Regions from separate parts of the Homo sapiens genome. Here region 2 is linked to region 1. A link is an interaction called in ENCODE POLR2A ChIA-PET data of the cell type or tissue named here. Cell type or tissue: GM12878. All regions are shown on one strand. Each heading gives the region's core, and the rest is flanking DNA. Links, peaks and the distances in the headings are about the cores only.

What was found. Peaks named below come from ENCODE experiments on the same cell type or tissue, not always from the same donor. Only the 100,000 strongest peaks of a DNase experiment are listed, where the experiment ranks them.
Region 2: POLR2A ChIA-PET joins it to region 1 with 6 read pairs; 2 of 35 experiments call an interaction of 5 or more read pairs at or near these places.

The regions. Positions count from the first base shown.
Region 1 is chr9:3,367,116-3,383,210 of GRCh38, reverse strand. All of the region lies in intron 2 of RFX3 (regulatory factor X3), which reads left to right. Among named protein-coding and RNA genes, the nearest start is that of RFX3, 150 kb to the left of the region's middle. In GM12878, for the core only: no CTCF peak of the experiment used is centred there; no DNase peak of the experiment used is centred there.
Region 2 is chr9:3,278,360-3,294,454 of GRCh38, reverse strand. RFX3 (regulatory factor X3) reads left to right here. Exons shown (of 17, transcript NM_001282116.2): 6 at 1,197-1,378; 7 at 6,205-6,324. Among named protein-coding and RNA genes, the nearest start is that of LINC01231, 100 kb to the right of the region's middle. RefSeq lists an enhancer at 2,750-3,551. In GM12878, for the core only: no CTCF peak of the experiment used is centred there; a DNase peak (open chromatin) is centred at 12,853.

The DNA.
Region 1 (16,095 bases), core at 5,542-13,541:
CTCAGACTCTAAGTATGAACATCAATAAATATAGAACCTTAAAAAAAGAGGGAAAAATGATAAAATCCATGTAGTAAAATATTAGCATCTGGGTAATCTGCGGAAAGGAATATTTTGTATAATTCTTGCAATTTTTCTAGGAATCTGAAGTTGTATTAAAAGAAGAACATTTTAAAATAAATAACTTTGCCAATCTGAAATAAGTTCAAAAAGTGATAATATGAGCTACTAATAAATTATAGTCAATAGCCATAGGTATTTATTTAGTGTTTTATCTTTAAACAAATAAGAACTGAAACTTTGCCATATATATTCTAAGCAATAAGAGCTCTTCAAAAAAATATCCAGTTTAAACCACTTTATAGTCACCTAGAGAAATATATAGCGAAAAATAAATTTTGAGGTTTTGCCTAATTTTCTCTACATTTCCTATCAACTCTTGTCCTGAAAATTACTATCAAGAAAATAAATTTGTTTGAAAAACACATAAAACAGATGTTAATTAAGAATTACAGGTACTCTAAAGGACTATTTTTAAAACAGGTGTGTATAAGGAATTGGTGGTACAATTGGACTACTTTACAAACCTCATTGCTAGAAAATACAAACTAAATGATTCTCAAGAAAAAGACAAAAGCATTAAAAATTAGAAATCAGGTACTAAACTAAAAAATTATAGTTAGCCAGTTTCTGGCTTTGCTTTTTGTTTTAATTAGTAGGATATATATCCTAGTAGACTGAAGGCCCTCAGTTTCCACCCCAATCTCTAAGAAAAGCTAGAATAATTAAATCAATTGATCAGTATTTTTTTAAAAAAGTTAAACTCACCCAAATTCATATTATAGTTGACATATTAATTATTGAATGTGGGACAGAATACAGATTTTTAAATTAAATACAAAGGTACAACTTTTCATCTTTTTATAATTTAAACTCTTAAATGTTGCTTTAAAAGATTATATTTTATTTCTTTAAAGTACAGTTTTAACAAGTGACTTTTAAAAGTAAGCCTCAGGCCAAGTGTGGTGGCATGTGCCTGTAGTCCCAACTACTTGGGAGGCTTAGCAGGAAGATCACTGAAGCCCAGGAGTTTAAAACTGCTGTGAGCTGTGATCACCACTACATCTCTAGCCTGAGTGACAGATCTAAGGGGGACAAAGGAGATAGAGTGGAGTCTGTTTTTCACCTAACATATAATAAATTTATATATTAACCTCAAGGTGTCAAATGGAGAAAAGTGGAACGAGCTCCAGTTGAAACAACAAGCAAACAAACAAACAAACAAAAAAGTAAGGCTCAAAACTGAAAGTAGTAATATATATAACTTTTTATTTCTGGTTTACAGATTGGCCAAGCTGTTTCTTGTAAATCCGCTTAGCTAACCAAGGGCATGATTTTTCATGATTCTTTTTTCTCTGTCTCCCTTTATTATTTGGTGTTTCTGGGTTATTAAGTATTGATAGCTTTGGATCCTGTTAGATCTGTGCTTTTTATTAGTAGTAATTTCAGCTATTTATAAATAGTATGATTAAAGAAGAGAAATCAAGGAAAAGATATATATAAGAAAATATGATGAATGGAATTATATTCTTAAATAAAAATGCTTATGAATATAATTAGGTTTAAAGAAGCATTGTCCCATTTGTGAATCTCAAGTTAACTTTCTATCTCATCATTAGCAGAATTAAACCATAATACAGATTTACATGTTTCTTTTTGTTTGTAAACAAATCTAAAAAATCTGTATGTTGAAATGATTGTTGAAATGATAGAGCAAAATTATTTCTGAAGTTTTTTGGAAAGTGATACTAAATAAATTAATTTTACTTTGAACAAACCTAAGCTTCAGATCCCAGTAATAATCTTTTTATTGATTTTTTTCTTATGGGACTGATAAGATCATCGATTACAGTCCTGTTTACGACCATTAATAACATAATTATTCTACAAAAAGCCTTTTTACCAATAATTTTGGGAATTTTTTTTGGTCTTTGTTTTGGGCTTATTTTCAAGGTTTTTCCTTGAATTTGAGGTTCCCTTGACTTTGAGGGTTTGTTGCCTATGGGTTCATTGATTTGGTAGGCAGTTATAATATTTAAAACTCATGATTATGCTTAATTTTCCCAAGCACTTTTAGAAATACATTTTGAAAAATGGAGTGTTTCTTTAATTATTTTAATTAGGTATTAAAAATATCTAATTTTAAAGATATCTAGATTAGATATAAAAATAACAAAGCAACAGCGCATCAGAGAAGTTGAGAAACTTTATCATGGGAAAAAAGTGATCTAGAGAAGCTAGTGTAATAAAACAAATTCATACTCTTTAAAGCTCAGTATAAAAATGTTCAGTATAAAAATAGCACTACTAAGAATGCTAATTAATTAGATGGTTCTTAACTAATTGTGTTAAATCTAAGTAGACAATTTATTTCACGTGGAAAATATTGTTAATGTTTGAGCTTAAATTATATTTCTATCTTCATTTTGGTTGGTAATACTTCAAGTTAGCATTCATTTAATGTGGTTTTTGTCCTGTTTCTTATGAAGCAGTAATAATATTGCTGTAAAATATTAGAGATATGAACTAAAGGGATAGTGACTTGAATTTGATCTAATGAGATGTAGGTGAATCAAAATGCCAGGTCTGCCACTTACAAGCTATATGGTGTTAAGCAAATCACTTCAGCCTTACTGAGCTTCACTTTTTATAATACTGATTGAGCATCTGTTATGAGCCATGAACCCTGTTTGGTGCTGTGATATGAAGAATGTTGATGTTAGGTCAAAGAGACTGGTAGGTAAACAGAAGATGACATAAAGAATGGTAATGTCTGAGGTATACATAGGGGATGTGGGAGCAAAGAGGTGAGTCAGTTGGTGGGAGGAGGAAGCTGTGGGAAACTTTCTAGAGAGGGTGGTACTTCTTCAGGGTACCACCAGTCTTAGTTTTCTTATCTTTGAAATATAATTTGCCCATAATGAGGCTGGGTGCAGTGGCTCATGCCTGTAATCCCAGCACTTTGGGAGGCTGAGGCTGGTGGATCACCTGAGGTCAGGAGCTCAAGACCAGCCTGACCAACATGGTGAAACCCTCATCTCTACTAAATACAAAAACTTCACCAGGCATGGTGGTGCATGCCTGTAATCCCAGCTACTTGGGACGCGGAGGCAGGAGAATCGCTTGAACCTGGGAGGCAGAGGTTGCAGTGAGCTGAGATCACACCATTGTACTCCAGCCTGGCAACAAGAGCAAAACTCTGTCTCAAAAATAAAAAAAATTAAAGTAAATAAATAAATAAATAAATAAATAAATAAATAAATAAATAAATTGCCCATAAGTTATAAAGGTCAAATGAAAAAATAATTGATGTAGTGGTGCTCTGCAAACTGCAAAGCGTTTTACAGATATAAGTACAAATTATTGATCTGTATGTCACATACTCTGCTGAGAACTGGAGACATGCAAATGGTTGCAAAGAGTAGTGTTTCTCAAAGTGTGGTATATGGATGTATTCTCAGTTATCTCTGTGTGTGTGTGCAGGTGTATGTGCTTATTTAGATAAAATTTTTAATGAAACTACAAATTGAATCTATTAATAGATGAGCTGAATAACCACATTATAACTGAGATTTCCACTCAATTTCAGTGTGTTTCATATTTGCCTATGATCTTTTTCATTCTAGGTTAAACTACTTTAATTGTCTTGCACTAATGAGGAGAAAGAGAACCAGTCTTAATATGAAAATGTTAAAGCTAAGTGATATCACAGGCAAATTGAATAAAAAAAAAACCCAACTTCATTGTACTAGTTGGTCCCACACTGTCATTGTTTATACCTTGCTTTATGTTTGCTTATGTTTTAATAATATTTTGTGGAGGTCAGCAGTCATGACCCCAGGGAAGCCTTCTTGATTGTCCTATCTAGATTAACTTTCCTTTATGCACTCTCCTAGCCCATGTACCTTTCCTTCACAGACTTTTTCATTAGTATGGTCTTAATTGATTCAGGTAATTAGTGTCTCTCCCCAAAACTGTAATGTACATTGATGATCCAGGGACCATGTCTCCCTTTGCTCCCACTGTAGTCCAACCTTGCATGCACTATGTCTGGCACATAATGGGTCCTCAGTAAATGTTTGTTGAAATAATGAGTGAACTAGGTTATGACTGAGTTGCCTTCTAAATTGACAGTAATTTATTTACATGTTTAGTGTTGAATATGTACAGGCACACACTCCAATTTTTAAACTATAATTTCTGAATAGCGTAAGCAGTCACTATCTGATGTATCCAAAATGGAGCATCTCTATTCTAGGTTAGTGCAACAAGACTTACTAGAATATGAGAAAGAAGGCCGGGCATGGTAGTTCACGCCTGTAATCCCAGCACTTTGGGAGGCTGAGGAAGACGGACCACCTGAGGTCAGGAGTTTGAAACCAGCCTGGCCAACATGATGAAACCCCATCTCTACTCAAAACACAAAATTAGATGGGCATGGTGGAGCATGCCTGTAACCCTAGCTACTTGGGAAGGTGAAGCAGGAGAATCGCTTGAACCCGGGAGGCAGAGGTTGCAGTGAGCCAAGATTGCACCATTGCACTCTAACCTGGGTGACAAGAGTGAAACTCCATCTCAAAAAAAAAAAAAAAAAAGAAAGAAAAAAAATATGAGAAAGAAGTGTTAGAATTTTTATTTCTATTTATTTTTACTTAAAAATAGGAGATATAGCCAAGATATAGAAACTTATACATATCATATATATGAATGAGGCATCCTGAGGGGCGAAAAATGCAACTTGTTTGTTACACTTTCCATTTTCAGCAAGGTGGATTAATGGATTATGTAGTCTGATTTTAAACTAACTTCATAATATTGACAAGTGGCTTAAAAATTTTTCCACATATAGCTTACAGATTGAAGATTGCATTAATATTGCAGGCAGAAACAAGAAAAGGGCAGAATGAGTACCTGTCCAATTCTTCGACAGTCATGTAACAATTTGAAGATATTACCTAAATAAGAAGTTGGCTCTAAAATTCCAAATACTAAGATTTTTGACACATGGATTTATGTCTATTGTATGTATTATTTTCAGTGATGAATTCTTATCCAAGTGTATATTGTGCTGTAAAATTAACTAATGAAGTTGCCTCAATGAACAGGATACTTAAATATTTGATCTTTAGTTTTTATTTTGTAATTCCTATTTTTGTATGTTTTGTAAAGTGTATACTTATATTTATACACTAGAACATGTATATAATTTATAAGTAAATATTTTTAACTAAGAAGCAAACATAATAAAAAAATTCAGAAACTACCGAACTGAAAATTTCTAAGTATAATTTACACGCAATAAAATCCACCTATTTAAGTGTACTGTTTGATGAGTTTTGGCAAACATATATACCTGTATAAACATCACCAAAGTCAAAATACAGAACATTTTCATTACCCCAAATACTTCCCTCTTCTTTGTTATTAGTACCTTTCCTCTCCCATCCAAATTCTAGGAAAATACTGGTCTGCTTTCTGTTATTTAGATCGCTTTATATTTTCCACGACTTTTATTTGAATTTCCAATAAATGATGTCATACAACATATATTCTTTTTTTTATTATTATACTTTAAGTTCTAGGGTACATGTGCACGGCGTGCAGTTTTGTTACATATGTATACATGTCCCATGTTGGTGTGCTGCACCCATTAACTTGTCATTTATGTTAGGTATATATCCTAATGTTATCCCTTCCCCTCACCCCATGACAGGCCCCGGTGTGTGATGTTCCCCTTCCTGTGTCCAAGTGTTCTCATTGTTCAATTCCCACCTATGAGTGAGAACATGCGGTGTTTGGTTTTTTGTCCCTGCGATAGTTTGCTGAGAATGATGGTTTCCAGCTTCATCCATGTCCCTACAAAGGACATGAACTCATCCTTTTTTATGGCTGCATGGTATTCCATGGTGTATATGTGCCACATTTTCTTAATCCAGTCTATCACTGATGGACATTTGGGTTGGTTCCAACTCTTTGCTATTGTGAATAGTGCTGCAATAAACATACGTGTGCATGTGTCTTTATAGCAGCATGATTTATAATCCTTTGGGTATGTACCCAGTAATGGGATGGCTGGGTCAAATGGTATTTCTAGTTCTAGATCCCTGAGGAATCGCCACACTGTCTTTCACAATGGTTGAACTAGCTTACAGTCCCACCAACAGTGTAAAAGTGTTCCTATTTCTCCACATCCTCTCCAGCACCTGTTGTTTCCTGACTTTTTAATGATCGCCATTCTAACTGGTGTGAGATGGTATCTCATAGTGGTTTTGATTTGCATTTCTCTGATGGCCAGTGATGATGAGCATTTTTTCATGTGTCTGTTGGCTGCATAAATGTCTTCTTTTGAGAAGTGTCTGTTCATGTCCTTTGCCCACTTTTTGATGGGGTTGTTTGTTTTTTTCTTGTAAATTTGTTTGAGTTCATTGTAGATTCTGGATATTAGCCCTTTGTCAGATGAGTAGATTGCAAAAATTTTCTCCCATTCTGTAGGTTGCGTGTTCACTCTGATGGTAGTTTCTTTTGCTGTGCAGAAGCTCTTTAGTTCAGTTAGATCCCATTTGTCAATTTTGGCTTTTGTACAACATATGTTCTTTTGTGCAAGCTGGCTTCTTGCACTCATCATAATGTTTTGGGAGTTCATCCATGTTATTGTGTGTATGAGAGGTTTTTTTATTGATGAGTAATGTTTCATTATACCAATATTTATTATAGTTGGTTTATCCATTCACCTATTGTTGAACATTTAGGTTGTTTCTGGTCTCAAACATTCGTATATTCTCAGGGCATAGGTTTTTATTTCTCATGGGTAAATACCTAGGAGTGGACCTGTTGAGTCCCATGGTTAATTGTTTGTTGAACCGTATAAGAAACTGCCAAAATATTTTTCAAACTGGTTATACTATTTTATATTCCCACCAGCAGTATATGAGAGTTCTACTTGCTTGACATCTTTGTCAAACTTGGTATTGCCAATATTTTTAATTTTAGCCATGCAAATGAGTTATATAGTGGTATCTCATTGTGGTTTTAATCCGTATTTCTCTGATGACTAATAATACTATCTTCTTATGTGCTTATTGACCAACTGTATATCTTAATATCTTTGCCTACTGAGAGCTTACTATTCTTCCCTTTCTACTTTTATTTAAAGTAGTAAGTACCTAATTTGTGTATAATTTTTTTTTTTTGGAGATGGAGTCTCGCTCTGTCACCCAGGCTGGAGTGCAGTGGCGCTATCTCAGCTCACTGCAACCTCTGCTTCATGGGTTCAAGCGATTCACCTGCCTCAGCCTCCTGAGTAACTGGGACTACAGGCGTGTGCCACCATGCCTAGCTAATTTTTTATATTTTTAGTAGAGGCGGGGTTTCACCGTGTTAGCCAGGATGGTCTCGATCTCCTGACCTTGTGATCCACCCGCCTTGGCCTCCCAAGGTGCTGGGATTACAGGTGTGAGCCACCATGCCTGGCTAATTTGTGTCTAATTAAATGGATTTCTATAATACACTCACATAGGTGTAAGTAACCTTTTAAAATTGTAACTTAAAACCAAGGAAAGCAAGAATAAAATAACTTTAATAATGAAAAAGTAACATAAGTGAGGTCATGTTTTTGGTAAGAAATAAATGGAATACTAAAAATGATGTGAAATTTGTTTAATTTTAGAAATCTTATCAGCTTGTATTGAGAAACCTGGTAATATATGGTTAGATGGTATGCTAGTTTGAATAAATTTAAATGTGGCCGCAGCATGCCATGGACAGAGTTAGATAAGACAAATAAGCTACATCATGGTGTGGTCTTGCTCACTGGGATCAGAATCAAAGTAAAATGGCAGACATGTGCACAGCTCATCCTGATAGCTGTCTGACCAGAGTGTATTATCAGGCGCACTCCTATAATTCTGACTGGGAGTTAATGGTCTTCATAGTGGAGATGACAGCTTTGGAAAGAGATCAGTAGTAATCTTCAATCTGAAGAATTTTGTATTTGACCATAAGATTTTCAACATTTAGGTAATACTTTAGTGAATCTCTGTAGAGAGCTTGAGTAAATATTAGTCACTGAGGCTCATTTGTTGGATCATAGAGATTAATGTTTATAATGTACATACTGCAAATAGTATGGATAATATTTATGGGATAAATAATTTTTTGTTCTAATTTTGTTCATGAACCTTGTATCATGACAATGATAAATTACGTAACTGTTGTTAATGCTAATTTGAAGACTGTGGAGCTGGAAGAAGTCTTAAATGTTATCTACTCCAGTTTTTTTTTTTAACCTGTATTTTTAAAAATTATGGTAAAATACAAAATTTACCATCTTAACCATTTTTAAGTGTACAGTTCAGTGTGTTAATTACATTCACATTGTTGTGCAACCAGTCTCCAGGATTCTTTTCATCTTGCAAAGCTGAAACTCTCTACCCATTACAATTTCCCATTTCCCCCTGGTAACTGCTGTTGTAATTTTGTTTCTATGAATTTGGCTTCCCTAGTTGCCATATAAGTAGAATCATACTGTATTTGTCTTTTTGTGATCTGTTTATTTCAGTTAGCGAAATGTCCTCAAAGTTCATCCGTGTTGTAGCATGTATCAGAATTTCCTTTTTAATGCTGAATAATATTCCATTATATGGATATATACCACATTTTGTTTATTCATTCATCTTCCCTTGGATACTTGGGTTGCTTCCACCTTTTGGCCCTGCCCTTGTGAATTATGATGCTATGAACAAGCTGTACTATTGGGAATTATGATGCTATGAATGGGCTGTACAAATATCTCTTTTAGGCTCTGCTTTCAATTATTTTGAGTATATACTGAGAAGCGGAATTGCTGGATCATATGATAATTCTATTTTTAAAATTTTGAGGAGCTGCTATACTGTTTTCCATAACAGCTATACCATTTCACATCCCCACCAACAGAGCGCAAGGGTTCCAATTTCTCCACACCCTCACCAACACTTATTTTCTCTTTTCTTGACAGTAACCATCCTAATGGATGTAAAGTGGTAGTTGTGGGGTTTGTGTGTGTGTGTGTGTGTGTGTGCGCGCGTGTGTGTGTGAGACAGAGTCTCACTCTGTCGCCCAGGCTGGAGTGTAGTGGTGCCATCTCGACTCACTGCAACCTCTGCCTCTCGGGTTCAAGCGATTCTTCTGCTTCAGCCTCCCGAGTAGCTGGGACTACAGGCGCATGCCACCACTCCTGGCTAAGTTTTTGTATTTTTATTAGAGACGGGATTTCACCGTGTGAGCCAAGATGGTCTTGATCTCCTGACTTCGTGATCTGCCTGCCTCTGCCTCCCAAAGTGCTGGGATTACAGGCGTGAGCCACTGTGCTTGGCTGGTACTTGTATTTTTAAAAGTCTGTTTTTCTTTTTCTTTCTCTCTTCCTAATCTTTCGCCTTCTCCTCCTCCTATACTTTTTGTCCTCCTGCTTTTGGCAAACAGGTCTGTATATAAAATTGATCTTCCCAGAACTTCACAGAACTGGGAAACCTAGAGCTTCACCTTTCCTTATACCTTTTATTCCTGAAGGGGCCAGGAGGAGAACAGAAGAGAAAACACAGATCTCTTTGACTTTCTTATTTTAAGGCTGAGGAAACTGAGGCCCAGGGAAATGAAGTGCAGCCACACAGGCAATTAGGACTAAAATTTTTAATTCTCTATTTAACAGTTTTCTTAAACTACATAGGTGTCAAAGAAATCTTTAAAGATCTCTAATAATTTTTTCTGGGTGGGAGTGTGAATTAGCTTTCTCAGGTTACCTAGAAAGATATTGTCTGAAGTGTGGAATGTTTATTCTTTTGGGATGTGATGTGATTTTAAGTGGTCTTAGCTGCCAAAAGATGGACTTCCGTTGATTTTGGAAAAGAGCTTTAAGAAAATGTTGAATTGCAGAGTGAGGAGTTTATTCCCTCATCCATTCTCTCTCACTGTCTCGGAGTAGTCAGTGAGGTCAGTTTGGTGCAGAGTATCTATAAAGCCTCATGAATATTTGCTAGTCTTCCCCCATACCTACTGACACACCTAAAAATAGGGAGTAGTATTCAAGCTTAGAGATACAAACATAGAGATATGGCAACGAATAGTTGGCTAGTACTAAATACCTGTTTTGATATTATTTTTAGTTTTGTATTATAACAATGAAAGATGGAAGATAGTAGTTTACCATTTTTTCTTGTGTTTGCAACCTTTTTTCCAAGAGATTTAAGTAGAAAATGGAAGAACTGTTAAGTACATAAGATACGAGGTGAGGCCAGGCACAGTGGCTCATGCATGTAATCCCAGCACTTTGGGATGCCAAGTTGGGCGGATCACTTGAGGTCAGGAGTTCAAGACCAGCCTGGCCAACATGGTAAAACCCTATCTCTACTAAAAACACAAAAATTAGCTAGGTGTGGTGGCGGGCACCTGTACTCCCAGCTGCTCGGGAGGCTGAGGCAGGAGAATCACTCGAACCCTGGAGGCAGAGGTTGAGGCAGGAGAATCTCTCAAACCTGGGGGGCAGAGGTTGCAGTGAGCCAAGATCACACCACCGCACTCCAGCCTGTGTGACAGAGCGAGACTCCATCTCAAAAAAAAAAAAAAAGAAAGAAAGAAAGAAAGAAAAAAAAGATGGCAGGTGCTACATGGAGATGGCATATATACTGCGTTAGTTTGGGTACTAAAGAAGCAGACTCTGGTACAAAGATTTAAGTACAAGTAGTTTATTTGGGAGGTGATCCCTGGAAATAGTGGTAGGATATTGGGAAAATCAGACAGAAAGGGGCTTTATCCAATACAGTTTTTCTTATTATATAAGATACAGCTGTGGATAATTATCACAATGGAGAAATCTGGGGAGCCAGTATTATCCCACATCTCAGAGTTATCCCACTTGAGGGATGAGGAAGCCTCTGGTGTTTATACACGTATTTCTGTTGGTCATAGGCAGAGAGATACAGGGGTGGTTAATTTCCTGGTATTGCTAGCTAATGTGATGGTAGGCAAAGAAGGTATTAGGGTACCAAGAAATCTCTCAGGCAAAGAAATACAGTTGCTGTAGTGAGAAGCTTGGCCGGTGTACACTGAAGAGGTAAGGGTGAATGTATACAGATTTGGGGCATGTAATATTTACCACTTAGGTATTAGAATAATGACTACCTTAGGTAATCTCTATTGTGGCTAAACATTTTCAAAGATATGAATTTATAGCCACCTCTGTTATTAGGCTGTAAAGTGTTGAAACTGTAAAGGGAATTTTTCTTGGTACCTAAACATAGTCCTTCCAGTTGCTACTTGAGTTTGTTTTCAGATCCTTTTCTCAATGGGCAAAGTACTGAAAGTGTCTGTTCCCATAGTATTCCTTCCTCTATTTGAATAAAGACTATTATTACTAGCCTTCTGTTCTCTACTAACCCAAATTATTTTAGGTTTTCTTTGTTATGCCATTTCTCAATCATTTAGTAATTTATGTTACTCTTTCTTGGACTTCCTGTAGCGTCTTTTCATCTTACTTAAGTTGATGAGTCTATTTTCTATAGCTGCTTTTTCAGGATAATACAATTAATGAAAAGAAGTCTTATATAATTTAAATTTCTGGCCACATGTAAAACTTCATAATTTATTAATTATCATCATTTGAATAGTAATTTAAATGATTTTAGTTATACAGATCACTGAAATTATCCCCAAAGTCATAGCATATCTATATCAATTATTTGATAGTTATTGTAATATATTTTAGAGCTGCGTAAGCGGAAACACTTATTTAATCCTAAGTACTTTGCTCTAATATAAAGTATTAAAATTAAAGAGTAAGAATTAATTGTGCTGCTAAAGAAATGGAATTGGTTGCATGATTTTAAAGTATCTAAATTCATTTTGCTTTATCTTAACTCCACTGGCAAATAAAAAAGGGCTATTGCTAGCACTATGAACAGAGACATCTGAATTTTTGAAAATGGAAGCCGCTGTAAATGATAAACAGGCAACCCTGGTGTTTAGAGAACTTACCCTTGATAGCAACTAATAATATTCCCTTGCAGTTATACACATACAATAGTGAATAAATTGAATGACTTTACTCCTAATTAGTCTTTCCTGCAAATATTAAATAATTTAATAATATTTTGCTTTTTTTAAAAAAGGATTCATCTTATGTTACAACAGTAATTTCAAGAGTCTTTGCTTTTAATTACATTCTTGGTCATTACTCCCACAGATATTTTGTCATTCTATTGTGGCCATATGTCATTATGAGAAACTTAATACATTACTGTTCAGTTTTCTGAGAGGAAACACCCCACATCATAGACACATGCACCAATTTGAATTACTTATCTGGACATTGTAAAGTAAAATACTTAATCTCAATTTGCAGTTGTATAAGCATGTATTTTATATAGTGGAGAAAGGAGAAATATTTTGTATACTTTTTTGCTTTTAATCTTTAGTGAGCTATAATTTATTTACAGTAAAGTGCACAGATATCAATTTATGCAGTTTATTATGTTTTGAGAAGTGATTGTGTAACCCACACTTAAATTAAGGCATTTTTATCACTCTAGAAAACTTTCCTCTGGCTCGTCCCAATCTCTACCCTCCCCATCCCTCGATCCCAGAAACAAACACTGTTCTGATTCACAGATTATATATATATATAATTAATAGTTTTTAAAAAATAATTTTTAAAAATCATGTACTTCATAGAAGATTTGAAAGGATAGAGTTGTAAATTTATTGAAGACTGTTTTGAACCACAGAGTAGGCAAGGGACTGAATATTGATACTATGGTTGGAAAAAGGAATCATAAAAATATATTATAATTTCCAAAACTACTTACTTTTGAATAAGTATTTTGTTCAGTTTTCTGAGGATAAATAATTAATATTGAATTGAACCCTATATATTACCTATGTGTACTCATTGGATAACTTGCTCTAGGGATCATTTAATTTTTTTTTTTTTTTTAATAATTTGAAACATCCTAACCAGCAGTCTTAAAAAAACTGCTCTGGGCTGGGCGTGGTGGCTCAAGCCTGTAATCCCAGCACTCTGGGAGGCCGAGGCGGGCGGATCACGAGGTCAGGAGATCGAGACCATCCTGGCTAACACGGGGAAACCCCGTCTCTACTAAAAATACAAAAAAAAAAAAAAAAAAATTAGCCGGGCGTAGTGGCGGGCGCCTGTAGTCCCAGCTACTCGGGAGGCTGAGGCAGGAGAATGGCGGGAACCCGAGGGCGGAGCTTGCAGTGAGCGGAGATGGCGCCACCGCACTCCAGCCTGGGCGACAGATCAAGACTCCGTGTCAAACAAACAAACAAACAAAACAAAAACAAAAAAACAACTGCTCTGTAAATCTAATTCGTCATTAATTGAGCCCCAAATTAGTCATCAGCAATTTGTGATCCATTTCTTTAGTCATTTGTTCTTGGCTTCAAAATATCATTTGCTTTCGCTAGTGTAAAAGTATTCTTTAAGTAATTATCTGATTTGTTGTCAGTGCTTACAAAGCTTTCTTACATCTTCAGAAGCAGTCCTTTTATGGTAGAATTTTAATTTCTACCATTTCAATTACTTTTATTCTTGTAAAATAGCATATGGGTGGAGGTATGAAGTAAGAAAGTCATGAAATAAGGAAAAATAGAACTCCTTTATTTGGAAATTTCTATGGTCTGAATGTTTGTGTTTGTGGACAAAATTTATATACTGAAATCCTTACCCCCAAAGTGATGGTATTAGAAGGTGGGGATTTTAGGAAATGATTAGGTTATGAGGATGGAGTCCTTATGAATAGGATTAGTGTACTTACAAAAGACAACCTAGAGAGACCCCTGTCTCCATCCACGTGAGGACATAGGAAGAAGGTCAGTCTATGAGCCAGAAAGCAGGCTGTCATCAAACGTTGAATCTGCCTTGATCTTGAAATTCCCAGCATCCAGACTGTGAGAAATAAATTTCTGTTGTTCGTAAGTTACCCAGTTTTTGCTGTAGCAGACTGAACGGACTAAAACGAATAGTTCCAGCACTCTTCACTGTCTTCCTATCTTTTTCTCCTGGTGTGCTATTTGCCTTTGTGATTTTTTCCTTGGAAGCTCAAAGCTACTTGTCATATTTCAGTTTGTATCTGCCTCCTTTCCTTCACCAAATCCTTATTAAGGATTCCCTCTGTACTATTAATAGCAATTGTGATAAGTAGTAAAGAAGAAATAGACATTGTTCCTGACTTTATGGAGCTTACTTACAAAATAAAATTATCTTTCTCTCGTCTACATCAGAATTACCACTGTTTTTGCAAGGAAGCTAGTTATACTAAGATGTAAGTGGATGACAGAACATTGAAATTAACTCTGTCATCCAGTTCACATTATAAACTACAGTACTTAGGAGTCATTCTTTGTTGAAGGGTTCCAGGCAGGTGGGTGATAGATTTTAGGTGGCTAGGCATTCCCAGTGACTGTCAGTTGACTGAAACTTGTTACAGCAATGTGCAGGGACACTTTGGTAATTAGGTCAATAATATCTTTTGTTTACTAAGCCAAAAACCACGGAGATGTCAAAGAAAATCAGTTAAGGAAATGATATCCCTGTCTATCTTATTGGTAAGACCATTTTCTTATCTTTAAATTATTTCAATGCCCTTTTACTTTTCTCTATATTTTTTAAGATTCTAAAACTTAACTATGTTGTTCTCAGTCCTCTTGAAATTGAAACCATTATCTTTAATATTCACTAATTTTTTATTGCTTTACCTTATTTATTCTTTTGTTTTAAAAATGTCATACAAGTGCCAAAGGGAACACATTTTACTAAAAAGGATTCAGATAGAATAGAAACACACAAACAAAGTGAAGCTTATTTTATTTTGTCTTGTCATCCTGGTATCATTAAAATTTTCTTTCAATATATCTTTTTTTAAATTATATAAATCAGCTATATATCAGTTTGGATTTCTCTAAACTGCTTTCAGAGTAATATTTCTTAGAGTATGATAAGTTTTAGAAAGGTAATATATTATGCAATAAATTGCATTTTCACTTAGAGGCAGAAGATCAACAGTGGAACAATTTATGCTAGTGGAACTGAGATTGTGGATTAATTCCTATTTTACCAAAATATTGAATTCTCTTGTAAACATTGTAGTCACTGCATGTATGTAGCTAAAATACTGAAATAGCTCTGGTTATCTTATATATCCTAACCTCTTGTGAAATAGATTTTCAATTCTAGGGATTGATGATAGCATTCTCCTAAATTTTCATGTGATACTTTACTCATTGACTTTGAGATTTCGTCTTGTCCTTTGATATTTTTAGTTTTCAATTTGCTTGTAACTTAACTATTCGAACTTTTTGAGGAAGAATTATCCTTGTATTTCACCAAAGCCTTAACATTTAGCAGGAAATTAAGGATTTAGGTTGTTATGTGTGTTACTCTTAATTAGGGAATGTCAATGAAAGTAAAAGCAAAGAAAGGGGAAGTGGTTCCGAGTGTATTTCCTTTTCCCTGGGGAATTCTGAAAACCCATGGAGGTGTAAAATGTTGGTAACAATTCCTTTGGACTCTGTCTGGATTAGTTTCTTCTTGCTGTGTATCAAATTACAAGGATGTAGTAGCTCAAAACAACACCCACTTATTATCTCACAATTTTTGGAGGTCATAAGTCTGGGGGTGCTTGATTGAGTTCTCTGTTCCATGTCTCACAAGACTGAAAGTAATGTGTCTGTCACATGGGGCTTTTGTTTAGAGATCCTGGGGAAGGATCCATTCCAAGCTCATTGAGTTACTGGCAGAATAGCAGAACTAAGGCCTCTGTGTTATCTTGTTGGCTGTCTGATGGGATCTGTTCCCCACTCCTAGAGGCTGCCTGCTTGACTTCTCTTGTAGCCCCTCCATTTTCAAAGCAACAATACGGCCTTATGTATTGACTCTGACTGCTGCCACCAGCCAGAGAAGCACTCCGCTTTTAAGGACTCATGGGCTAGAGCAGGCCTACTCAATTTTAACGTCAGCTGTACCATATAACGTAAGATAATCATGGG
Region 2 (16,095 bases), core at 7,889-15,888, 91 kb after region 1:
ATCACTAGATGCCTGGCACATTACTTGGCTCATGGTTGGTGCTCAATAAATGAATTCTTTGGCTTCTATAATTTATAATAACTTGAATTGCAAGTTAAATGTCAGCTCTTTATTACACCTGTCTTACATATGGCATGAAAATTTTTGTTGACACAAGTAATGTGAAATATTTACTGCTTTTGTGAAACATTGGTCTGGAGTAATCAGGAAATGTGAATTGGAAACCAGACTCAGGCATGGAGACAATATGTGACTTTGAGAAAGTTATTTAAGTCTATTTCAGTTCTGCTTTTATAAATAAATAAATGAACAAAAGATTTAATTTTGTTAATGTTAAAATTCAATAATATAGACTTGGATTCAATTTTCTAAAATTTTCTTGTACATTCAGTGCTTTAAAGATTTTTTTGTAATGTACACAGGATAACATAAAACTTTAGAATGTGAACATAGACTGAAAAAGTATTGTGTTACCAACTATCATTGCAGTGTGCCTTCCAGAATAATGAATAAACACAGTTTTGAGGTAGAAAAATTAAAATGGTTGTAATAAATGATTCCTTTTCATTACATGTAAACTCTTTGCCAATGTCTTGTCAGTTTATTTTCATTTGGGGAAGAAACGACTGAATTTTGTCTTTTCTGCTTTCAGAATCTGTCGCAGTAGACAATATTGTTATTATCTAGTGGTAATTTGAGATAAATTAAAATTCTATAAAAAGGAATGTAACTTTAATATAAACACTCATACCAGGCAGCCTGCTGTTCATATGTTATAATAAGCCAACACTAAAGACATACTGTTTACCATGCTACCAGGCTTGGTAACATATTTTGTTCTGTGGCAATCATATTTCTGATATTTATGACCAGTTAACGGGATTATTTGAACTCCTTGAAGTGGTGTCTATTTTCAAAATTGGAATCAATACAGGGAAAATTAGTATGTCTCTACGTGTGCTTGAATATTTGAAGAAATGGATATTGTCTGAGATCCTTAGTGATGTTCAGCTATTTACAGTGTTTCTGAGCGTTTTCAAAGGCAGATTACCACCTTCTGAATTATAGCAGTTTACTCTATCATAAGACTTGATGAAGAACTTCTAAGTATTTCTGTATGTTGCATTTGCAGTGTCTTGTAGAAATTTTGGCAAATTATGTGATTTGTCTGTGTTTATTGTGTCTTATTTCCCTAGCTCCAGTGGCTGTTGGACAATTATGAGACAGCAGAAGGAGTGAGCCTTCCCAGAAGCACTCTGTACAACCACTACCTTCGACACTGTCAGGAACACAAACTGGACCCAGTCAATGCTGCCTCTTTTGGAAAATTAATAAGATCAATTTTTATGGGGCTACGAACCAGGAGATTGGGCACTAGGTTAGTATTGAAAAATAAGATCATAAACTAATCTCTCTTTTTCAAACTAGGGCAATTCAATATATTGTTTAAACAAAAGTACTTGATTACAGACAATATATAAGGAAATACATAGAATGAGCTCAGTTTATAACATCCCCAGGAAAAGGAAAGGACATTATTCAGTGACTTCTTTCCAAGCCACAATTATATGTTGTCTAAAACATGAACTGAGCAAAGCTTTGAGAAGAGCTGATTCTCAAACTACATAGAAATTAGCAGACCAACCTGTTAATGCAAGATTTGCATATGGTGCTTTAAAACACACACAAACACATACACACACACACGCACATAAAAATGTATTCTCTTATTGAAAGAAATCATACTAATGATGATGAGTTAAGTGACATAGTAAATGGAAAACTATGTATCACTTGACTCTTGAAAAATTACATTTGTCTTTATAAATAACTGTTGGGATAGAGTAAGAAACTAAAGCAGTTTTTTCATTTCATTTCTGGAGGCCAGTTAAAAATCATTTGGTAAACTTGCAAAATATTGTTTAAATTCCTCAGTGATGAGATAGCTCTATTTTACCTCTTATTAGCCCCTACTTTTTTTTCTGCTCTTAATATGAAACCATGTGTATGTGGAAGGAAAAACATAGTATAGTTCAATTGAATTGAAACAATGTGAAGAAGTTGTTTCTGGTTTTTCTTCCTTTGGAAATAAATATGAGTGTTTTCACTAACCAAAATATCATGAAAAGAATACTTAGAACTCTGGGGCTTCATTTTTGTCTTTCCATATTTCTATAAATTATCATAAGATAAATATTTTAAGTAGCTGGACAGAAGGATATGGATGTTTTTAATTTCCTAAATCTTATAGAAATCACATAAAAAGTTAAAATAGAGATACTGTACTATACAACATTAGGTGATATACCCTTAATTAGCTATAAAGCACAACTTCAGAGTATTTTCGTAAAGAGTTTTTTTTTTTTTTTTTTTTTTTTTTTTTTTTTTTTTTTGAGATGGAGTCTCACTCTGTTTCTGTTGCCAGGCTGGAGTGCAGTGGCACGATCTCAGCTCACTGCAACCTCTGCCTCGCAGGTTCAAATGATTCTCCTGCCTTAGCCTCCCAAGTAGCTGAGACTACAGGTGTGTGCCACCACGTCCAGCTAATTATTGTATTTTTAGTAGAGATGGGGTTTCACCATGTTAGTCCAGATGGTCTCCATCTCTTTTGTGATCCACCTGCCTCGGCCTCCCAAAGTGAAGAGTTTTTAATCTTAATAAAATAAACACAGCCTTCCTTAGTAATTGACTTCATTAAAAATGTATACCAAAAAGAGGAGTGAGTGTTGTAGGAAGAAAAGATTGATCTTTTTCTCACCACCACAAGACTCATGGCTAGGACCCCTATAACGAAAGATTAACAACAGAAAAGGATACAAATTTGTTTAATATAAGTTTTACATGACTGGGAGCTTTCAAAAATGATGGCCCAAAGAAACAGAGAGAACTGTATGTATTTTATGCAGTCTGATGAAGTGGATAGTTCTGGAGAAACATGATTGGACAGAAAGGGGTATGATCTAATGGTTCTAGGGGTATGATCTAATGGTTCTAATCTGGGGGAAACTCAGCAAGGTCTGTTTTGTTTTGTTTTGTTTTGTTTTGTTTTGTTTTGTTTTGTTTTTGTTTTTGTTTTGTTTTTTGAGAAGGATTCTCGCTCTGTTGCCCAGGCTGGAGTGCAGTGCCCCAATCTCAGCTCACTGCAACCTCTGCCCCCCGGGTTCAAGTGATTCTTCCTGCCTCAGCCTCCCGAGTAACCCGGATTACAGGCACCACCCCACTCCACCACGCCCAGATAATTTTTGTGTTTTTAGTAGAGATGGGGTTTCGCCATGTTGGCCAGGCTGGTCTCAAACTCCTGACCTTAGGTGATCTGCCCGCCTCAGCCTCCCAGAGTGCTGGTGTTATAGGCGTGAGCCACCGCACCCAGCCCAGCAAGGCCTGTTTGTTCAGATTTTTCTGCATCCCTGTGTCTTCAAAAATAAGAACGTTCTTTTCTGCAAGGTATAGGAGGACCCCTCTGGAATGAGGGTCTCATGACCTATTTTCAGGAGAAAGTAAGCTAGGTTTTATGGCCTGCTTCAGAGGAGAAGGAGTGAGGGGAATTTTTTCTGGTTTCTGTGGCCCGCTTCTGTTGTTTCTTCAAATGCCAAGGTGCCATAGTTTGGGATAGCATGTCCTAAACCCCTTCACTGTGTCAGTTTTATGAGATTTACAAGGCCTGTATGTATTAGCATGAATTATTGCTTTTCTGTAGCATTTTAAGTGATTATACAGCTTTTGGATTGCTGAAGGTTTAGCTCTCTCATAAATATGTTTCCTTCTTTCTGTACTTCAAAAGATAGTATATTTTAAACTGAAGAATGTGATTGTCTATTCACACTAAAGGAATAGTTTTCATTCCCTTGAGAAAACTTTTTGTTTCTATAGTACTTTTTTTCAAAACCACAAAAATCATTATTTGGGGACCTAACCTACTATCTCCTCGCTGGTGGCTCTGTAGTTATGCATACCGTGCCAATATTTTGAAACTCTGGGCTTTATTCAACATTCTAATAGCTGTATTGTTGTCCTTCTTTTGTTACTGAAAGGAATTTCAATGGGTCCTATTTTGAGGCTCCATTCAAACGTTGAAACAAGTCTTTAAAATAGAAAGGGACAAAATTGGGGTTGTTTGGTTTTGTGAATGAGTAGAATCCATACTCTGTAAGTACGTATTGCAATATTGCCGCTTTTACTTTCTGATGTTCTGGGTTCCTCCCACCCCCAACTAGGTAACAATTATGAATTATGTCTCCTGTTTTTTTTTTTTTAATTGTATGTAGTGTTTACAGTTATGTTTGTGAAGCAAACCCTAGAAAAATAAGGAGAAAATAAGTACTATGGAGGGAGTTTAAAGAAATGAAGTGCTATGAAGACAGAATTCTAATGTAAAAAAACTGACAATTGTAGGAGTGAGGTACTAGACATTCTTTCTACCATAGAAACTGTTTAGCATTTACTTTCTACTCCTAATCCAAGGAACAGATGGAAAATTAATATAAATCATGAGGCAAATTAAATACTTTTTTTTAAAATGAACTATATGTAGAACTATTATTAATATTATCTATCAATAAAATAATCTGGTGAAACCACTCAAACCAGAACCAGATCTTTTCTAAAGTTTTTGGACCTAAGTAAACAAAAAGTAAATCAAATCACTGTTTTAAACAAAGGCAAATAAAAAGGTACCTTTTATTAGATCCCATCTCCAAGTTAAATTTGAGTAAAGAAGACCATGGATATGCTTCTCTCCCCCAACCATTCCCAATGAAATAAAAAGAACCTCTCCCTCCCAACCCAATTAAAATGTTAATTTGTAGGAAACCAAAAAGAAACTCAGCACTCCATCTATTTGAGGTCTCACAAGAGAGACATCATTTTCCTCTGTAGTTTTGTCCTGTAAGTAATGTCTCCTGCTTCCTACCGTACCTCTACTCCCTACTGTCCTCCAGCTTGTACAGGAGAACGCCACAAATTGGGTATGTGGAATTTTTTGGTTTTGCTTATTGCACCATTCTGCAGTGGATTTTTGAGACAAGATCTAATCTCTGCAAGTAGAAGACCTTTCTTTACGGGCGTTAAGTTTCTCTATCTGCTTTATTGTGCTGAAAGCATGTAGGTATTTGGATGCCCTGCATTTTTTAAAAACTGGCAATATAATTTATATAGTATAATTTTAATGTCTTCAAATATATATAAGGTTCATTTAATATATGTTTTTAAATCTTGGAAGTGCAATTCTGCTCTATTTTTATAAAAAATATTTAATCCACACTCTTCTTGCATTTCTTTTTGTAAATGGAAGAAAAAATTGGAAAAAGTGCTGATGTATTGCTATATATGGACTTGTGAAAAACTACTATTTTCTCTTTGCAATAATTTACATATTTAAAATGATATTTTGCAAGAATTTGCAAATTCCATTCAGAGCAAAACTTTGTCATTTCTAATAGCAAACATGGTCTTTCTCATGAACATGGGGAAATTGTGACATTTTTATTCCAGGTGGAAATTTGCCATTTTCATAGAGAAATTTCCCCATCTCTTCTGTGACAAATCCTGTTTAGCCTGCAAAACTAACACAAATCCATAAAAACAGAAACTAATAAAATGTGTTTCAAAATCAACAGATTAAAGGCTTACTTTCTTTTTAGGTTTCAAAATATTAAGTAAGTCTTTACCACAACATTTTGTAACAGACAATTAAGTTATCTTACTTCATCATCACTGAAGTAAAGAGAAAAATGTCAAACTTATCCAGGAAAGTAGAATTAAGATTTTTTCTTTGTTCTATATACATGCTTTACAATAAATACGTATTCCATTGACTAATTTTTATTGGCCTGTTAACTAATTTTTACTGGCCAAAAACTTTTTTCCTATCATTACCCTTCTTAACTAAATTTAAAATAGAAATTTGAAAATGGAATGTAATTTGTATGGAACAAATGGACTGTTTGACTAATATTTAAGTGGAAGTTTATAAACAAATATTTTTAGCAGGGCCTTTAGCTGATTGATTTGGAATCTTATTTTGATTCTTCAAATTTTATCACCATAAAAACATAAAAGTATTCAGAACAGGTTAATCATAAATATGTAACATTAACTTACTGTTTTTACCAAATTTTTCCAAGTGTGAAGTTTAATGGACATCCCATGTGATTAATATTAGTTTGACTGACTTTTGTTTCTAATGTTTCTTGTTCATTAATGAAGAGGAAACTCCAAATACCACTACTATGGGATTCGTGTCAAGCCAGATTCCCCTCTTAATCGTCTGCAAGAAGACATGCAGTATATGGCTATGAGACAACAACCCATGCAACAGAAACAAAGGTAGACTCTGAAGTTATCATTGATGTGTCCAAGCTATGTATTTCTTAGTTGTTCGGGTCTCCTTTTTTCTGAACAAATACCTAAGTATAAAAGAACGTTCTTATTGTTGGCATGCTTTCACTACAGATAGTTCTTAAATATGATTTAGAATTTCAGTGATCTCGCCTGTTTTCCAAATTTTTAAAAAGTACTTATCAGTCAGCCGTTTGGCCCCTTTTAAGTGTGACATCCCAAACTGTTCAGACAGGGAAATGAAACACAAAACATAAGGAGCATACCCAAGCAAATACCAACTGGAGAAATTTGTTTCAGTATTCATGAGCTTCTGACTTGCTATTCTGCACATCTCTCAAGTCATTCTTTTTGACACAGTATGAATTCTTGCAGAATGTTTGGGATGCCTTACATTTGCTTTGAATCCAACTTTCATAGATACAGAATTGCTGATATTAGAGTTGTAAGAGATCTCAAGCATTCATGAATGGATGGATGAATGATGGATGGATGGACGTATGGACGGATGGATGGACGGATGAATAGAATCATAGATCTTAGATTTGAAAAATATGTCAGTCTAGTCTGGCTTTAAAACCTTATGACAATCAAAGCATTAATAGTTTCTGTTTTTTCAGATGAGTCCCAGAGAGGTTAAATGATTTGCACAAGCACAAAATAAAGTTGCATAGCTAAGGGCCTTCTAGTCCCATGTGACTTATGTCACAATTTAGAGTAAACAAAATGAAAAAATCCTTTCCTCTTTACCAGCATAGCTCAACCAAGACAGAAGTTATGATTTTTCTTTTCAAGTGAGCATGCAGAATTAGGTAGGAGAAAGGAGGCCTCTGCATAGGTCCCAGTGTAATGATCTGTAGTGATTAGTTGCCTTGGCCACATCTCCCTATCCATGCTAGTTTAGTCAGAAGCATTAACTCTAAGATAATGTCTGAGAAAAGAATATATCACACAGTAATTTTATACTATTTAGTCAGCCAATACTGATGTTAAGCCCTGCATGCAGAGATAAGACACAGTTCTTATGTTTGAAGAGTTAAAAAATTAGAAGGGGAGGCACATGGAGAATGGAAAAAAAATGGAATACAGTCTGGGAAGTGCTAAAATAAAACTTTGATCAAGGAACTATCACAATACAGAGGAGTTTTCGGCAATATCTGGGAGAAAGGGAGATTGGGAAGTTTCTAGAGAAAGTGCTCTTTGAGTAGGAACTTAGAGGAGTCATAAAAAGAGAAATATTGAAGCAGAAGGAAAATTCACCTAGCGGTGAAGTCCATGATGTCTGTGGTAAATGGTCCATGACATATTTATTGAGGCTGGTATTACAGAAGGAGAATCAAGGAGGTGGTTGAGTAGTTTAGTGGGAGATGAGATCTTAAAAGTAGTTTGGATCATATATTAAGGGATTTGCTTGTATGTAAAGCTAATAAGTTTGTTCTTTGTGCAGAACATAGCTTTGAAGCTATGTAAGGCTTTGAAGCAAAACAATGAAACTTTGATTTTTTCTAGAGAGATGACTTTTTGATTTTGGGCAAGACATATTTAATGGAAAGAGACTGGAGGTAAGGATCCTTGTTCAGTGGCTTTTTACACAGTCATAATTTCCAGTGTAAGTGCACCAGACTGAAGACTCAGTTCAAGGTTGGCTATTATATAAAAGATATCTTAAAGGTTTTAGATTTTTTATTACAGATTCTCAATCTTATTTTTTTATTGCTGATTCTTATTTTTTGATGTGTAGCCAGTGAAAAATAAGAAGGGCTCTGAAAAAAATAATAAAATAAATTATAGAATAGTACCTCATAGAGTTGGATAGTACCTCATAGAGTTTGTGTGAGTTGCAATAAATTGTTACTATTTTGGGTTATGATTGCTTTTTGCATCTGTTAATGGCAGCACTTGTAGCCTTTACTTTTTGGTGTGATTTCTGCACTCATGCATAGCACCACTACACAGTGGAGATGATGGTGAAATCAAGAAAAAGAAAGTTTGCTTCAGAAATAACATATACTCAAACTTAAGTATGAATAAAAACTTAATAAATTATACCTAAGACAGTTGAAGCCCATTATTTGACTGCAAGGAATTTCCTGTGATTTAACTGCCAGGAATTCTAGCAAGCTTTCATAGAAATAGAAGCCTTCAAGGGACATTCTTTATAAAAAAAACCTGAGTTACATAAGTAAGGCCCAGTACTTTCTGTGGTCTCCTCATGAAACAGATTCTATAAAGATTAGCAAGCCATAAAAACCTCTGCATTCTCAGGATAGTGGTACTTGAGTTTGGAAACAGATAAAATATGGAGACATTTCAGAAATGATATAAGAATCTCAGTAGTATTAATAAATTGAATTTGATTCTTATTTCTTACGAAACAGGAATGTGAAAGAACCAAAGAAGTACTGAAACTTCCTTTAATTTGTTGTGTTTTTTTAATGATACAAGTTTAGGATTATAGACAGTTGCTCTTAAAATGATGTCTTGCTAACTGATTGCAGTGTTACTGTTGCCAATTGCATGGGCCTCTCTTATAGGGCAGCAGGAGTCTTCTGTGGTCTCTCTGAAGGAATCTGTCCACTGACAACATTGATAAGCCTTAACTGAAACCAGTTACCCTGTTGTGCAGAAATATTTAGACAGGAAAGAAGGAGTTTCTTTTCATGGGTGTGGACATAAACTAATTTAAGAATATTTGTTGAAAACAGTGGGAAAAGAACTTCTTAAAAATATATTTTATGGCTTAAAAAAATTTTCAATTTCAAAATTCAAATGATTCTACTGAATACAGTAAAAATTATATAAAGAGACTGCCAGTCTCTTGTAAAAATACAAATGACATGTGAAAGGTTTAAAGTATAAAATAGAAGATATTTCAAAATATTCACGTTGTTTGAATACTTGAAGGTTTATTAAATGCATCCATGTGTGCTTATCTTTCATAATGTAAATTTGTTTTATATGTTCTTATAGTGAAGAAATGCAAGTCTATGCAGTGATTATTTTGTTAATTAAATATAACTTTTGGAGCTCAATTGTACATTTTTCTCATGAATTTGGAATTATAGTCATTGTAGGGATAAGAATGATTATTGTTTTTATATAGCTCACAATTTCTTGAGCTCCTTTATACAAGGTGTCACTTGAAGGTTTGATGGGGTGGTAGAGGAAATCTCCATTTATCTATAAATCCAATTCCCAGCAATACCACTGTATGGAACATAGCCATGAGTCGGAAAATAAATGTAAACAGCTTCTGATTGGAAAGCAGATGTCATAGAGCCTGCAGTTTCAGTTAGTTGAAAAGATAAAGCCATTCTCAAGCCATTTTACCTAAAATAAAGGAGATTAGAGCCCACTTGATTCACAGGCAGTCATGAACTATGACAGCTGCCAAGAAGAAATACAAGTAGACAGGGTCTTCTGTTTAAAATTATTCAGTACAACAGTTTGTGGACACTCCGTGGAGGGGCAAATGGACCTAGGCACTCCAGTAAATATTTCAAATATCACTCTAATGACTAAAATCTAGCCTAACACAATATAACAACTGCTTTGCATATTGATGGCATTATGGGTAATCAAGGGGAGGTAAAATACCATGGTTAAGGAGGCAGGAGACTGTGTAACAGTTTTTTTAAAAAAAACTTCTATTGAAAATACTTCATATGAAAATAATTTTTTTGCACTAAAATGAAGTAATCTTCAGTTTTTGACGAAATGCACTCATAGACTAATTTGTTTACCCTAATTTAGATAATAAGTAAGTTAGATTATTATAGAGCAAAAAGGACATCAGTAATTTCCACCTCTTCAAACTAAGTAACAGTATTTGCTGCAGTTTATTTTTGATAATGAAAAGAAGTACACAGAGAGTATTGGCATGTATATTTTAGATATTTTTCCAAATTCCAGTAGTAAAAGCCAAATGCTTTTGTTAATATGCTTGGCTGTGTTTGATCCCAGTAGCCATTCTCAAAATATTAAATGTCATTTATCATTTCTTCAACAAATACTTATCAGTTGTTATTTGCATACACAATCTGTCAATCACATCTAAAAGACATAACACAGAATCATAGAATGTTAGAGAAGGAAGGAAGAAATCACCTAGTCCAACTTATCCTGTTGATGAGAAAACCGAAGTCCATAAAGGTTAAATAACTTATCCACAGTCATATAGCAACCAGGTTAAGAACTCTTGTCTTTATTCTCATGAGAATTCCACCCTCAAAGAGGTAAGATAACCCAAACAGAAATACACGTAATAAAATTTTTGCATATGAAATAAAGGGAGAAATCACATTTTAATGAGTATGTTTCAAGTAACTGAGGAAATGTGCCACCTCCTGCCTCTTTGCATGGTCTCTTCACAGCAATTGGATTCTGTGAAAGAATAAACCTTTCTTTCACAGGATGTGAAGTAAGAATGTCACTTAAGAAGAGAGAAGAAGAGGTCATTTGGAAAGATGGTACAGCAAGCCTACTTTTGTTTTGGCTGTAGATAGATGTAAAAGCATGCACGTTCTTTTAGAAGTGAGAGAGGAAATTTAAGAACTTTTATCATTAGATGGCCTTTCTTAATATAGGGTTCATAGACTAGTTAAACGAACCCTATATTTAGAATTGGAAAATGGGGAATTGAGTACAGGCTACATAGGCACTTCTGCAGAGTGTATGACTTAACTTCACTGAGCCTCAGTTTCTTCATCTGCAAAATAGAAATTCATAATAGACTATCTCACAGATTGTTTTGAAGTTCAAGTGGAATAACGTATCTGAAAATTTTTTTAATAACTGGAAGTGTTAAAGTGTTAGATAATTATTATTAGGATCATTATTATATGATGAGCACTACAGAAAAATATCTTTCTTATGGGATATTTAGTGTTTTGGAGGAGAATGAAGCCTGGCAATTGGTCAGATTGGGCTTCCATTTCTCTATACCTCTAGGCTAGTGGTTTCTAACTTTGATTGATGTTAATAGTTTATCATTCCTTTCCTAGACATTAATTCCCTGGTGATGTAATGATAATCTTTTCTATTGAAGAGAGGAGAAACATAAATAATCACAACTCAATAACTACCAAACTATAGTAATTTATGTAGTTTGTTAATAATAACAGTCACCACTTATGCTCCTGAGTAGTATTTGTGGAACATTTAAAATATTTTTCAGTAAACACATTACATGCAAGATCTCATTGGCAATTATATTGTTACTTACTGATAAGGAAACTGAGGACCACTTAATTTTGCTGTATTCAAGAAGCTCACTAATTTATTTCTTCCTAGATAGAACCTCAGTTGCCTTTTTTGTTGTTGTTATTGTTTATCTCTTGGCATCAGATGGAGCCAGATTGTCATTCTTCAAATAAAGAAGGTGGGAAAGGGTAAGAGATAAAAGAAGTGTCATGCATACTTGTAGCAAGAATATATCAGTTCTATACAGCTAACCATAAACCACCTATGCTTAGAGGACTCAATGAAGAAATTCATGAGATCAGAGAATCATGTCTGCCTCTTTCAGCACTGCATCCTCAGCACCTGGGAGAGCTCTAAGCACATTGTCGGTGCTCTCTAAATATTTGTTAAATGAATGAATGACCCACAACTCTGATTTTCGCCAGCAGCTTCAACCTCCTCCTTTACCTGCTGCAGTTAACATATAGCCCATTTCAATTTAATTTTTTCCACCTCTTCTTGCCCGATTATAGATGTAAAGCTAATGAAGAGACAAATACTCAGAGAGCCACCAACAAGAATGGAAGAGATGGAATACCTATCATTAACCAGCATGGTTGATGTTAGAAGTCATTTGCATATATTATCAGTATATTCAGTGTAACATCAAAATTAGCTACTATTCTAAAAGAGTGGAACTCTTCATATTTACTATTTTCTTCTGATCCATTAGCGTTTATATCACTTGGTTCATTTCAGACATGAAGTCATCTAAAGACTTTCTGGGACAGTTTTTTCCAAAGAGATTACAAGATTCCAGTAGAAAATTCTAGCCTCCTGCCCTTGTTCTGAGCTCAGTATTTCAATTTATTCATGCAAATAAAATGATTGTGTAATTTCTGGAATTACAAAACATAATGATGTCTCCTTTTGCCTATACAGTTTATATTTTGTGTTTGCATGTGCATTTTTCAGCCACTTTGAAAGGATTTTCCAAATGTTTCATTTAATCTGTAGAAAATCCTTCCACCTGGTGCTGTTAGTTGAATGTAATGGTAAATATATACCATTCTTTGCCTTCCATTGGACTGTTTTAGTACCCATGTGTGTGGGATTGACAGAATATTACTTTTACAGTAGAGTTACAACTGTCCAAGTCCTAAATAGCAGCTGTGACTAACCCCATGGAGGAAGATTCCTAATTATTTTCTAAGTTTTCTGTGTTAGTGACAGGTTTTATGCATACAGTCAGCTATTAAAGCATGAGAGTTTCTTTTATTTCTTAATCATTAACAACTTTAGCACTGATTACCCATTGAGTTGCAAGCTGTTAAAATTATCATTTGCCTCTTACTAATTTTGAAACCAAGTGCTGTTTCATTATTTGATAAAGCACAGGTCTTTCTCAGAGCACACTCAATGAAAGAGTACTAAGAGTTTACTCTGGGAAAACCAAATCTAAAAATAATTAATTCATAAAGTAAATGGAAGTAAAGGGAGGAAAATACTCTTAAATATTAAAAAGTTCAGTATTTTTAAAGGATTCAACAGGAAGGTTTTTGTTTGACTTTTTTTTTTTCAATGGAAATCTTACCTGTTTTTTAAAATTTATTATTCTCCTGATATGGTAGATTTGATAAAGTTTATGGTGATTATTTTATGAAGAGTATAGAGAATCAGAAAATCTACAAGTCATGTTTCAATGCTATAATGTCAGTTGAAATTCAACCAAGGTTAACATAATGTAGAATTACTATGTAAGCCAATAGAATATAAAAGACATCTTGGAAAAATTATATTTATACCCAGCATTTTAAAAACCATGTGCCTATAGTGGCCTACCCATAATACAGTATGTGCTCAATAAATATTTGTTAAATTGATTTGATATATATACAAAATCAGTTGATGATATGATAAAATCAAGCATGTTACCTTAAACATTTATTCATTCAAATATATTTATTGTACATTCCAAATATAGTTTATTGAGAAAAGTTAAAAATTAATGACTTATTTTGTTTAAAATGATGTTTTTCTAATATTAATTGATGTATTTCTACAACATTGGGCTGAAGGAATCTATTTGGGACCAACAGGCTCCTGTGGATTAGGCTGTACTACCTACTTAAGAAATACCTCAGAAACTTGTTAGAATAACCAGTTCCTAAGCTCCATTCTCAAATATTTTGGGAGTGGATCTAGGGTGAGCCTAGGCACCTGAATTTTTTGAAAAACTACCTAGATATTGATATGCACTTAGATTTCAAAAGCAGTGATATATAATCTACAACCACTGTTTCCAAGAAGAATCAGTTGCTACTGGTATTTGTTTAGCCTGTTTTTAATGTGATTGTTCTTGACTTCCTGTTAAACTCCCTCCTTCTTTGGGAAGACACAAACTTCAGAGGTGAGGGTAGGGGTAGGATATTTTCCTTAGTTAGGGTACCTTGAAAATGAGGATCTAGGCTTTCTCAGTCCAGTATTTCTGATTTCTGGGGATTTTTTCTAAGTTCCAATCCATTGCCAGACAATACATTGTCGATATACCATGACATGATTCATTACTTAAAGCAAGAAAAGCAAAAGTTATCACTACCTGGAAGCTCTCTCATACTTACAGGCCCACATTAGCCCTCTTGTACATGAGCTGTATTCCATATTACCATCTTGATGTCATTCTTTATGGCACAAACCCATCCTAAACTTTGTCCCTAGACCTTTTCCCAGGAGGCATAACATATGCTTCTGGCTTGCAGAGGTCCTGTAGCCAAGCAACCAAGAATGAATGCACATAGTGTGTCTTTGCTCAATCTCTGTCCATCTTTCAATCCACTATTCACCGTGCTACCCTTACTCTTGTGGTTAGAATGAAAAAACACTCATTTCCAAGTTCTGATATATTTTCTGTGTTTTTCTTTATTTCAACTGTGTATTATAAAATCTTTTCCTAAGTACTGACCTGCATAGTTTCTCCAGAATTTACCAACTTACCTCCTTCTTTGCCCTAAAAGTTGATCTTGATGCATTTTTCATCTCCCACATAATATAGTTTATCTCTAATTAGTGTTTCCCACTCAGTATCATTAAGTATAATCATATGTTAATTATAATGCATCATGATTTTGATTCCTTATTAAAAATATAATCTCTCCTTTCATTAGGAACTTTCATTTGCAATACTAACAGCTGTCTCCATCTTCCTAAGGAAGCAGACAATTTTGCTTGTAGGCTATAGTATTCCTAAGCATTGTGCGCAGTTAGATTGTGATGTAACATCTGTCTTTTGAAAACTTACAGTCTAAGTGGAATATAAGTCATTTTCTTTTATGGTTAAATTCCATTTGCCCTTGATATTTGTGCCTATTAAGCACCTGTAGTATGTTAAATGCTTTGTAGGACAAAGAAATGTGGCAGAGCATAACTGGGCAAAGTCTTGTAATAATTTTGCAATCCTGTATTAAAAATTAATGTAATTGAAGTCTATTGGAATTATTTTCATTTTTTCCTCCTCCAGGGTAAATATTAATAACTCAAATTCCTTTAACCACTTTTATTCAAGCTCTGTGAATCCCAAACTCCATTAACTTAAATGAAGAAACATGGTTAAACAATTTTAGGCTATTTTATTAATGAGACACAATTCCATAGCTGAAAAGGGGAAGCTAAAATCAGTTGAAACTTGGAATGAATCAATAAGGAAAAGAAACTTTCCTGAACAAAATAAGGTTAAAATCATTCAAGTCTGCTACAACAGAATGGCTAGCAACTGCTCTGCCGCACATGTACACAAAGTGCTTTTTTGCCTCATGAAGTTTCTTTGCTTCTCAAAGATGATTCTTTAAGGAGGAAAAAAAAATCAGAAAAACATTAAATTTTTAATAAACAAGGCATCTAGCACATCACAACACTAACTCTTCTGTTATATTTGGATATGGCCCCAGTTGAAAAGTACCTCCCAGAAGGTTTTTCCATTAAGTAAAAGATTAGATCTGAGTTCTTTTCTCTCATTAGAAAACAGCAATCAATTTTTTTGTAATGAGGAGTCATCACTAAAATTATATTCATGAGGATGAAGAGTGCTGTACTGATTTCCAATCTCTTCCCCCTCTGACTTTATTTTTTGTTTTTCATAGTTGTTTGTAAGATACTGTCACATAAGAAATAAATGTAAATGTCATTATGAGAGATTTGGCAATTATTTGGAAAATTTCATTTATCTGAGTTGCAATTGATAACATCCAAGATTGATTCATTTCCTAAGGCAAGCTGAGCATTAGTTTGTATGATGTTCTACCAGGTTCGGTGACTTCATATTTGTTGTCAGCATGCAGGCATCTTTGAGTATGTCCTGTTCACATATTAGGGTCATTGTTATTCATAGTAACTTCATATTAATGATGCAGTTGAATTTTAGTATCAATGTAGGGGTCAAGTGTCTGGATGGTGAGAATACTAGTTTGTTTGTAAATATAATTAGAAATAGGGAAAAAAAAGAATGGGAGGCCAGACAGCATAGTGTGAATGTTATCTCTAGATAGTATGTTTATTGTAGATTTTAATTTTTTCTTACGCTTT